Regions from separate parts of the Homo sapiens genome. Here region 1 is linked to region 2. The links are chromatin contacts, found by Hi-C or POLR2A ChIA-PET in ENCODE. All regions are on one chromosome and are shown on one strand. Each heading gives the region's core, a stretch centred on a gene start or an enhancer-like site at or near the end of the contact. The rest is flanking DNA. Distances are from core to core; before and after follow the strand shown. Region 1 overlaps LOC124904260 (a long non-coding RNA gene). Region 2 has its middle 86 kb from the start of CTAGE1.

Region 1 (5,871 bases), core at 1,806-4,305, 37 kb before region 2:
CAGAAACACTTGCTGCTTTCTTTCTGCTTCTGCAGTGCAACACACGTGTTTATATAACAGGGAATGGACCACATTGCTTTTCAGTTGTCCTCCTTCTATGTAAATTTGAAGAAGGATACTTATCAAATTGACACAGGTTTTGAGAAAAATACTCTTACGTGCAAAGTGTTGTGCTGGACATTGGAACAGTAGAAGTGAATAAAGAAGGCTTGCCTTCATGAAGTTTAAAATCTGGTGGGAAAGACATGTATTCAGCAAGTCATTTTAACAAATAATCATTTAAATACTGCTGTGAGAACTGCCACAGTGGAAAGATATAGGATGCTATGAAAGAAAAAACAGAGAAATCCACCTTCCCCCAAAGGGGTCGACACAGCTTTTCTGGAGAAAAGGTCTTTAAACTAAGACCAGAATGAGTTAGCTGGGTGAAGAATATATTCCAGGGTGAATATATTTTGGGCAGAGGTAATAGCCCTTGAGGATACCTTGTGATAAGAAAGAGCCTGAGATCATTGAAGACCAGAAATAACAAAACAAACAAACCAATATACAAACAAAAAGTGGGTGTACAGGTAATAAGAGAGAGGTGTGGCATGACACCACCGAATGGATTTATGACGAAAGGAGTCACTTGCTGAATCTGAAAGGGAAACTTCATCTTCTCTGCCTCCTGGCACCACACAGATAGGCCACTGACCTGGGTCCACATGGCAATGTTTTTGTCCTTTTTGTCATATTGCCTGAAATATAGACTCAGAAATATTTTTTTCTATGACCAAAAAATTGCTAAAAATTCTGATAGAAATGGATGATTCAGGCCCAACACCTTCTAGAAGTACTCCAATTTCGGTATGTGCTGTTTTGAGAGCCCACGTCTTACACAAGTGTCTAACAGCCATGTGAGGTGTGATTTTTCAGGATATCACCTTGATGCATGGTAACATGGCCCCATAATGAATAAGAGCATTTTACTGTACCTGAAACTCTGGGGTCAAGTCATATGGCTACGAATGTGGAGCAAAGCAATATGGAAACAATATGTTCAACTTTATGACTAGTAACTCATTGGCTCATGGACAGCTTTGTCCCAGCTTCTCTGGGGGTAGTTTTCCTGCTGCATGGCACACATTTGAGGAGCACTGGAAGTCCCACAGTTTTTCCCACACTACAGTATTCTGAGTATTGCAAGTAGAGATGGAACGGAGAGTGGGTTTGTCAAAATAAGCCAGCCCCACATTGAAAAAGTCACGTGTGCTTGGTGCTATCCACAAACATGAGTCACCCAGGGAGGTATGTAGATGCTTGTGACAAGAGAGGAGAGGCCTAAAAATAACAGTTCCACTGAAGGGTGGAGCTACAGGCTGCTGGTGTGTCATGTTTGGCTGCTGCTTCTGAAAATTCCTTCAGTTAAAGTAGCAAGTGGGATGACAGCTGCAGATACCTGGCTTTCAGGAGAGAAGTGTAGCAGGTATCCATTGAGGGGGGATTTCAGGGTCATGAACTCCTCCTTATTACTTATTTCCTGAAGCTGATGTGTGAAAATCCATACAAGAATCCCACATCTTTAGTTAAAGACTTTGATCCCCAATAAATCAGAACGACAGCACATTCGGCTGTTCTCAGTGACACATTTGAAGGTTGCTGGAGATACAAGGATGCTCAGAGTGTCTTCTTTTACTTTCTTTTAACTTTCTCCTGCTGTTCCATATACTACATGAGGGCAAGGACCTTGTTTGTCCTGTTTTCAGTTCCATCCTCGGTGTCTTGCACAGAGCAGGAGCTAAATAAATATTTGCTTAAGGAAAAATGGAAGGAATGTGTCTAGCCCAGCCCTCTTAGTTTGCAGGCAAGAATACTGAGCAGGGAGAAGAAACTTGCTCAGGATCATGCAACCTATCAGCAGGGGTAGGAGGGAAGCCAGCCTCTGACTCTCCACCCAGTGCTCTCACCTTTCCAACAAGCTAGCAATGACTCAGTGTGGCTAGAAGTGTCTTGTTGAGGGCAAAGACCAAACACGAGGTCTCTGGCTACTAGGCTGAGGTGGACAGTATGGGGCAGCAGTTCTGAGGGGGGCCAAAAGATAGTGAACTTCACTGGGAGGAGGTGACAAAGACAAGGCTTGCCACTGGAGGCTGCCCAGCAAAGTTTCAAGGGCACAGTGGTGCTCCTTTCTGAGCCTGTTGTGTTTGCCTAAATTTGTTTTTAATAAAACCTAGGAGAAAAGCACAAGTTCCTGGAGCAGCAGGGGCTGATGGCTTGTGGTCTGCTCAGGACCACAGACTTCACCTTATGCAGACAGCTCTATGGTCATTAATACTGAAGGCATGTGTGCTTTTTTTGTGTTTTGTGTTTTTCTTTTAATAATCAGACAATAGTTTACATCTGTGCATTGGCGAGGAGTCATGAAGAAGAGCATCCAAACAAAGATGAGAGAAGCCAGACTGGCAAGTGGGCTGGCTGGAAAAGAGAAGAGAAGCCAGACACAGTACTTTGTCTTTAGTCTCCATGGATAAAAATGCTTAAAGTTCACCGTGGGGAGAAGGGAGGGGAGGGAAAGGTCTTGAAGGATTCCCAGTGGATACAAACAATGGTCATTTTTGAAGCCAGTTTGCATTTAGTCTCACACTCTCTTGTCTTAAAACACTTCTGAAGCACAAGGCTTCTGAGAGAGTAGGGCAGTTGCAGGAGCAGCAGGAGGGGGCTGGGGTGGGACTGGGGTGTAGGGAGAGGCCTGAAGGACCCTCCTGGCCCCACATTCCTCAAGGCACCTAACAAGGAAGCAGAACCCTACCTGGTTAGAGGTCCATGTTCCAGAATCGATGGGTTCTACTGCTGTGCCCAGTCAACAGGATACCTAAGCTTTGACTTTGGGTCACTAAAGATTGTTTCTAGACAAAAGCCCTAGCTCACAAGTCTGGGGGCAGCTTGGGACTTTGTTTAGGCCAGGTTTACCAGCTTGGTGTGAGAATAGCATCAGATATTGGTTACAGTGGTGGGATACATTCCAAGACTCCCAGTGGATGCCTGAAACCTCGAGTAGTACTGACCCTACATATACATGCTTTTTCCATGTGAGAACTGAGATGACTACTACGTGACTAAGGGTGGGGAGTTTCTACAGTGTGGATATGCTAGACAAAGGCATGATTCACGACCTGGGCAGGATGACGAGAGATTTCATCATGCTGCTCAGAATGGCACGCAATTTAAAATTTATGGATTGTTTATTTCTGGAATTTTTCATTTAATATTTTTGGACCATGGATGACTGAAGATAACTGAAACCTTGGAAAGTGAAATTGCAGATAAGGGAGATTACTGTACAGGTTTACGTTGACTCAGTCTTCCTACTATGGCTTGAATGTTCGTGTCCCTTCCAAAATTCACAAAATAACATTGAAACGTTATCCCCAAGGCAACAGCATTAAGAGGTGGGGCTTTTAGGAGGTGATTAGGCCATGAGGGCTCTGCCCTTATACATGGGATTAGTGCCTTATAAAAGGGCTGGGGAAAACCAGCTAGGTCCCTTTTGCCCTTCCATCTCTTTCACAAGTTGAACCAACAAGGTGCCATCTTGGAAGCAGAAAGCAGCCCTCACTAGACACAGAATCTGCCAGCACCTCAATCTTGGACTTCCCAGCCTCCAGAACTGTGAAAAACAAATTTCTGTTGTTTATAAATTAGTCTGTGGTATTTTGTTATAGCAGCATGAACAGACTAAGACACTACCCCGGTCTGTGTATTTGGGCATAGAATTAACAATTATTTGATTCTCTCTCCTTGCCACACAGCTGCTGCCAGGGGATGGGGGCAGGGTGGTGTCGGCGATTCAACACTGTCTTTCCTTCTCTCTTCGGTGCCTCTTTCCTTGCTATGGTGTTAAACACAGGTACTGTGATCACTCACCTGACTTTCGGTTCTTATGGCGGTGCTTTCTTGGTGGATGGTGGTTCAATTTGGTGTTCCTTTGGCAAGGTTTGGGTGGGAACCAGTAGCTTTGATCAAGCTACTGCATGGAAAATCCCACAGGGATCAACTTACTTCATGTTATAGCCAGAGCAGGTTCTAGAATCTAGTGCTCAAGCAGCTTGTAGGATTTCAATTTAGAGATTAGGGAAGCTCCATCAGCTGAAGTAGGGTGAGGCTGGTTAAGGAATAGAAATAAAATGGAAGTAGTTCAGATCATTTCTCATTTAAAAAATTTTTTTATTAAAACAAATAACAATCTTCTGATTGATTGTCAAGGACGTGACGGAGTCTGAGAGGCTATATATTTTGAATTCGGGTTGTAAAGCACAGACATCCAAACCAACAGAACTCCCACACACACTTCAGGAATGCAGAGGGTTTTTGTTTGTTTTGGTTTGTTTTTTTTTTTTTTTAAGTTTTAGTAAGAACATTTTCTAAACATATACTGAATAAGGTTGTACTTGATAGTCCTGGTAATGGTAATAATGATAACTGAGAAAAAAGTGGAGAAGTAAAGGAAGCAGAAAAAATTAAGGCAATCCTGACAGCAATTCAGATAGGTAATCTACATAAATTAGTCAGTTTCCTTATCAGAGATTTACATGTTAAAACCACTTGATATAACCCAGCAGGAAATTGAACAAGTGATTCTATGTCCAGACTTGGAAACAAAAATAACCACTCAGGGTCTGCACACATTAGTTTGCTCAAACTTGCGCTGATAAGTCTTTTTGGCTAGAGCTATAGTATGCAGTTTTTAAGAGGGGAGAGTTTGGTTGGAGGATGATTGACACGGAAACAACTGCAAATCCATAATACAGGAAAGATATAAGCTTCAGCGAGTACCTGGATGTCACTGAGATGATGCAGATGCAGAGGGTGACATGCTGCACGGGACTTAGCATTGTTCGTGGTGAATCAAAAAGAAAACCCACCCCATCAGCTCTGTAAAACACATCCAATATCTTAGGCAGACTGACATCTTACATCTGATGCACTCACACAAAGATATTTCACATTCTCATTTTAAATTTGTACCCATTCCAGGGTTTCTTAGTGTTTCCCAGAGAATAAGAATGATTTTGAAATTTGTGACTTGTCACTTTGGGGACAGACACTGCCTGTCAAGCTCTTCAGGCCAAGACCCCAAGGTTCCCCCAGCAGCCCTCAGACGCCCGTCCAAACAGTCTCTCTCTGGTCTCCAAGAGTTCCCGTGCATACCACATGCATATTCTATTTATATGTTTCTTTGTCCTGAACAAGATTTGGCCCCATTGTGTGGGAGCAACACCAGAAAAGAAAAACAAAATCCATCCACCGAGAGAAAATGGAGATTGTGAGAGCTTGGAGAAATTTACATACTTTGCTCATTCCATTTTCCTGTGATGTCAGAGTCAAAGAATATGCCTTTTTTAAAAAAATCACACACACACACACACACACACACACATTTCAAAATGCTGGGACTCACAGCTCTGTCAAGTGTATTGTCATTAAAAGGAGAAATGTAAACACTCTTTTGCCTTTCCCTCCACCCCCTTCTATTCCCCCCATCAGCCCCTAAAAAAAACTAACAAATTAGCCCAGACTCCACTGGACAGAATTAAGGGCCCGTCTGCAAAAGGCCGTGGGGTATTAATGGAGATGGGGCTGAGGCTGGGGCAGGGACGATGTGGAAGTGGGAGGCCGGAATGTGATACTTGAATCTGGGTGACTGGTTCTTTATGGAGGCACAGAAAAGGGCCGGCTGACACTTTACAGATTGAGTGTAATGTTCAGGGAATTTGGCATTTCTGCCACGGGCTCTGGCTGCCCTGGTAACTGCTTTCCTTCTCCCTGCTGGTAAAAGTGCAGGAGAAAAGGGTTAAATAAATGTTTGTGATATGATAAGGTGCTTGTTTA
Region 2 (5,362 bases), core at 2,631-5,130:
CAAATGGGAGGAAATGTCTCCAATTCCTACCTCACACAATAAGCAAAAATGACCTAAAATGGATTATAAAATCTGAAAATAAAGTTAAAATTATAAAACTTCTATAAGAAAACATAGGAAAAAATCTTGGCAACCATGGATTAAGCAAAATATTTCTTAGGACACAAATAGCACAAACCAACATGGAAAAAATGATAAACTGTATTTCAAAAAGTAAAAAACTTTCTCTTCAAAAGATGCTATTATGAAAATGAAAAAGGCAATACACAGTCTGGGGTAAAATAATTGCAATGCATGTATTTGACAAAGATATGCATCCAGAGTATATAAATAGCTCTTATAAATCATTAGTAAGAGGACACAAAACCAATTTAAAAATGAGCAAAGGGTTTGAACAGATGCTTCTCAAAGGAAATTATACAAAAGACCAATGAGCAAACGATCAGTTGCCCAATATGATAAATCATCAGAGATATGCAAATTAAAATGATGATAACATACCACTATACACCCACTAGAATGACTAAAATTAAGAACAAACAAAAAAAAAACCAGACAACTCCAAGTGTTGACAAGGAGGGCTGCTAAATTGCTGGTCAAAATGTAAAATGTCATTACTATTTTGAAAACAGCTTGACCACTACTTAAAAAGTTAAACATATACTTACCATGGGACTTAACAATCTAATCAAATGTACTTACCCAAGAGAAAGAAAAATATCTGTTTATACAAAGACTTGCACATGAGTATTCATAGCAACTAACTCATAATAGCTATAAATTGGAAACGACCCCCAAAACCAATAAGAGATGAATGGATAAACAAATTGTGCTATATCCATACAATGGAATACTACTTAGCAATGAAAAGAAACAAATTGTTGATAGATGGCACACTATGGATGAATCTAAAAAAATATACCAAGTGAAGAAGCTAGACAAAAACTACATAGCGTATGATTCCATCTAGAAAGGCTAAACTAACTCATAGTGACAGAAAAGGAGGCCTGGTGTGGGTGTCAGGAAGATGGGTTGGCAAAGGCCTCAGATCAACTACTGCCCACAGTCAGAGGTGAAAGAGTTGACTGTAAGGTGAAACAGGAAGACTTTCAGGGGTGATCTAAATGTTATATATCTAGATTGTGGTGGTGACATGGGTACATAAATTTGTCAAAACTTATTGAATTGCATACTTAAAATGAATGCATCTGATTGTATTACATCATTGTATGTAAATGATCCTGGACCCCTATCTCACACCAAACACAAAAATTAATTTGAAATAGATCATAGATCTAGATGTAAATTCAACCTATCAAACTTCTGGGAAAAAAAATAAACCAAGAGAATAATCTTTATGAGTTTTGTCAGCAGATTTTTTGGGGACATAAAAATCACTAAAAAGAGGGGGGGATCAATTAATTTAAGTCTCCCCAAAAAATCTTTCTCTTCTTAAATCAGTAGTTATAATCCTAGCAGCACATTTAAGTCATCTGGAGCATGTACAAATAAAAGCACAATACCCATCCCAGACTAACTGAATCACAATATCTTCTTGAGAAACATTGACTTAAAGTTTGGACTCCATTGATTTTCAAAGCAACAAATGTGCCTCACAGAGAGGTTATGTAGCCTTACATCTCTAACATATGAAATATTTTTTGTTTGCATATGAATACATAAATGGAGAAAGTAAGTTATATACACGTATTAATTTATTCAATTTGATTATTATGTATCAGGGACTATGTTGGATGCTTAGTTACAAAAAGACTGAGACACAATCCTTGGCCACAATTATAGGAAGAGTCAGAGTTCTAGGTGGGATAAAAGTTGTGCAAATATATGACGTGCATACACAAAGAGATAGATTTCATCTTGTGTGGGTGTCAGGAAGAGGAGTTGGCAAAGGCCTTAGAGAAGAAGAAGGGATTTCCATTAAGCCAAGTCTCAAAAGATGATTATGATGTGATCTGGTTGTCCTGGACAACTTGACTAACCACACCTCCGCAACCCCGCAGGCAACACACACACATTTTTGTGCACATACCGGCAACATATATATTTTTCAAAATCCTAAGTATCCATGCCTGCCTTATAGTTAACGTTTCGAAGATTCTTTCTCTACCCATTGTCCTGGATTAATATCAAAAGAGAACGAAGAAAGAAGCTTAAGGGAGAAAATCCACTGCATCTTCAGATTGTTTCCTTCTTTCTGATCTCAGGAGGTCCAGGGAGGTAGGAAGAACCTTTTCACCTGTTTCCTCATATTGTTCCTCTATTGTCCTCTCCAGCTGGTAAGCCCCAACATCGTGTATCTTAAAAAGCTAATGAGGCCAGGACAGAATTGCCATTTAAATTCTTTAGTAACATTTCCTCTTACAGTCTGAGCTCTTATCCTCTGACTTGTTTCCTTAAGTTTCTATCAAGCTCCTCAGTCAGGTTAGTTGGAATATTCCCATGCTTCTTCCTTTTTCTGTTAGAGAATAAGGTCTATTATATAACTCCTTCATCTCCTTAGAAATACAGATAGCCTATCAGCAGTTTTGGAAAAACATCCCAACTGATTTTAGGGCATTGAGGCGTTTGATGGGAGGAAGCTATCTATACAAAGAGTGAATGCTGTACAAACAGCAAACTTTACAGGGAAAAAGTTGATATTTATAGATACTCATTTATACCCCAGGGCAAGACAGACAGATAGATAGATAGATAGATAGATAGATAGATAGATAGATAGATAGCAATATATTGATATCTGTTTATCCATTGAGTCAAACAAATAAACACACATAGATTACAAAGGTCCTTTTCTCTTCCCATGCCTGAAGAGAAAGGAGGCCTGTGGTTTCTTTCCATAGATATGCATCACTCCTGAAAAGCACACTCACATCTTGTTTATATATTACAGCCTTCCGCTACTTCACCAAATGTCTCCTGGCCTTTGCTCAGTGAGCCAGTTGAGCTCCCAGAAAAATCCTTCATTCTTTCCCAACTGTGCCTCCCAAGACAGATGTTTTATATCAAGGACACCAAGTCCTGCCCTGAGGACTTAGCCAGCAAAAACTCACTAGAGGCCCTTGCCTTCAGGAGATGATGTAACCTTGGAGAGATGTGTGCTACAATCTCCCTGCAAAGGCGGAAGACAGCGTGAACTCACAGGGGACCCAGGCCAGGGTATTGGGTGGGCCATCCCTCTCTGTTGTGATGAGTGGCTATAGTGTGTAAGTCAGCCTGGGAAAATGTCTGCTCAGTCCCAGGAGTGGATTCCACAGCTCTTTGGTTGACAGTTCAGTTCCCACCATCTTCTGCTTGCAAGTCTTCTTAGGGCAATGCTGCAGGGTAGGTCCTTGTCCTGTTTTATTCAAGAGCACTCCTGGTATGGCCCCACCATCTGTGCAGAGAGCAAGGCTTCACATGTCTCCAGGGTCTTATGGTAAGTTGGATATGACAAGTGAGAACCCAGCAGTCTGGGGACAGTGCTCAGAGCAGTGTAAAGGGCAGTCACACAGCCAAGTACTTTCCAAGGCAGGGCAGGCCTTGCCAGTCCTCACTCAGAGATGTTCACACCAGCCTTGTGTACAGCATGCTTAGCTCTTTGATTTCTGAGCCCTCAGCTATCACAAGTAGTCAATTCTCAGGAGAGGCTGAGTTGGGAGATGGACCTAATGACATTGCCTAGCACACAGTAGGCACTCAAAGCATATTAGATGAATGACAGAATGATCAAACAGCATCAAAAAGGCACAGCTAACTAGAAGAGGGGGCCCAGGAAAACAAATAAGTAAAATTGATGCTTTCGTGCCTGGGCCCTTTAGGACAAGGAAAAGAACTCAGGATTGCAAACTGCTAGTCTGAACTAGGGACTTGACATTTATTATCTGAGTCACTCATGTAGTCATCCTGGGAGGTATTAGGAACACCCTTTTACAGATGCAGAGGTGGAAGCCTGGAGAAGGGAAGTGGTTCCCCCCAGGTCCTCCATCCAGTAAGGGGCAAGGCCTCAGTCCCAACAAAGCTCTACCTCTGTTGCAGCTCATAGCTCAGTTTCCTCAACTACAGAAAGGATGCAGCGTTGCTTATCAAATGGGGTGGTTTCGAAAGCAGCATATTTAAACTCTGGATTAGGACCCCATTAAACTTGAATCTGGATCAGATCTAGGGAGAAGTTTACTTTTGTGCTATTCATAAAAGAAAAGGTTTAGAAAGCCAAGAACCGTGTAAACCACATTGCTGGGTGGGAGGATGTGAAAAGTATGTAAGCAAATAAACTATCTCTAAGCAACTCAAACATAAGACAAACATTTATTTGCATATAGATGAGTGATGTGATTGCTTCTGCCTGGAACCATTTTTCACTTTTCTGTCTTTTCCCCTTTTTTTCTAACTAACTTTTATTTATCCTTCAAGTCATGCCTTAACTGTCATGCCCTGTGGAAAGCCTCTACTGACCCCTGCACTAAGTGACTCACTTCTATTATACTATCCTGTGTCCTCCATTATTTTAATTGCTTGTTTATTTTCTGTCTTCCTTTCCAGGCAGCAAATTCCACAGTAACAGTAGCAATGATGTCCTTAGCACTTAGCACAGTCCCTGACACACTGCCAAAAGTACATGTAAAATGAATATATGAAAGAATAAATGATATGCTAATTACAAATCACAGGTTCCTCTAAGATACTTTTCCCAAACAAGTCACTAAATGGATTGAATAGTCACTCCTTTAACTGCTTGTTCTCTCTCTGTGCCTTTTTCAACAACTTTTGATTAAATCGCTACTGTTCATCAGATTCCATACTAGATGAAATAGACACATTTATTTGCCCTACGTAACCCACTGTGTCCCGTTCACATGTCTGTAGAGTGCCCATAATGCTTTGTAGCACTCATCTATTTACATGTTTGTCTCTACAACTAAAAGGCTATAAACTCGTAGAACTCAGAGTTAGGGTATTGATCATCTTACATCACCAGAACCTGGCACAGTGAGTGGTAGAGAATAAGTACTTTATAATTGTATTTGGAGTGGTGAATAAAATATTTTAAATTGATACAGCCCTTTGGAAATCAATCTGGCAAAATGAATTGAATACCTTAAAATACTTATATTGACTACTTCTAATATAACATAAGTAAATCATTCATCTTAAACAAAAATCCCTATGTAAAAATATTTATCAATTATAGTAACAAAATGTGGGAACTAGTTAAATGTCTATTTGTAAATAAAAGGTTAAGTAATCTACCACACACGTCTACATGTTGGAGTATTGTGCAGGCTTTATAAATGATGCTAAGGAAGAACACAGGAAAGTGATCATGAAATCACTTTTAATTAAATAAAATTTAAGTATTAAAATT

The links. A loop is a pair of places that touch in the nucleus more often than their neighbours do. ChIA-PET counts read pairs that join two places held with the same protein, here RNA polymerase II (POLR2A). Pooled maps may share reads with other maps.
Region 1: a map of PC-3 shows a loop between it and region 2 (10-fold over the local background). The contact joins two enhancer-like sites. A Hi-C loop is called at or near these places in 5 of 168 maps with a recorded cell type or tissue (IMR-90, PC-3, aorta and 2 more) and 6 of 50 pooled maps. POLR2A ChIA-PET finds 5 or more read pairs at or near these places in 4 of 52 experiments (AG04449, AG04450, HEK293T and 1 more).

What each region holds. Positions count from the first base shown.
Region 1 is chr18:22,464,921-22,470,791 of GRCh38, forward strand. It overlaps LOC124904260 (a long non-coding RNA gene), which reads right to left. Exons shown (of 3, transcript XR_007066305.1): 1 at 1-5,871. Among named protein-coding and RNA genes, the nearest start is that of CTAGE1, 50 kb to the left of the region's middle. RefSeq lists enhancers at 2,648-3,847, 3,046-3,340, 4,761-5,871 and a silencer at 5,686-5,871. Within about 2 kb of position 3,056, at least 13 of the 41 ENCODE cell types and tissues checked have a DNase peak (open chromatin) inside an H3K27ac peak, as active enhancers do; they include IMR-90, PC-3 and ascending aorta, where a contact is called at or near this core.
Region 2 is chr18:22,500,956-22,506,317 of GRCh38, forward strand. No RefSeq gene overlaps it. Among named protein-coding and RNA genes, the nearest start is that of CTAGE1, 86 kb to the left of the region's middle. Within about 2 kb of position 3,881, at least 9 of the 41 ENCODE cell types and tissues checked have a DNase peak (open chromatin) inside an H3K27ac peak, as active enhancers do; they include IMR-90, PC-3 and ascending aorta, where a contact is called at or near this core.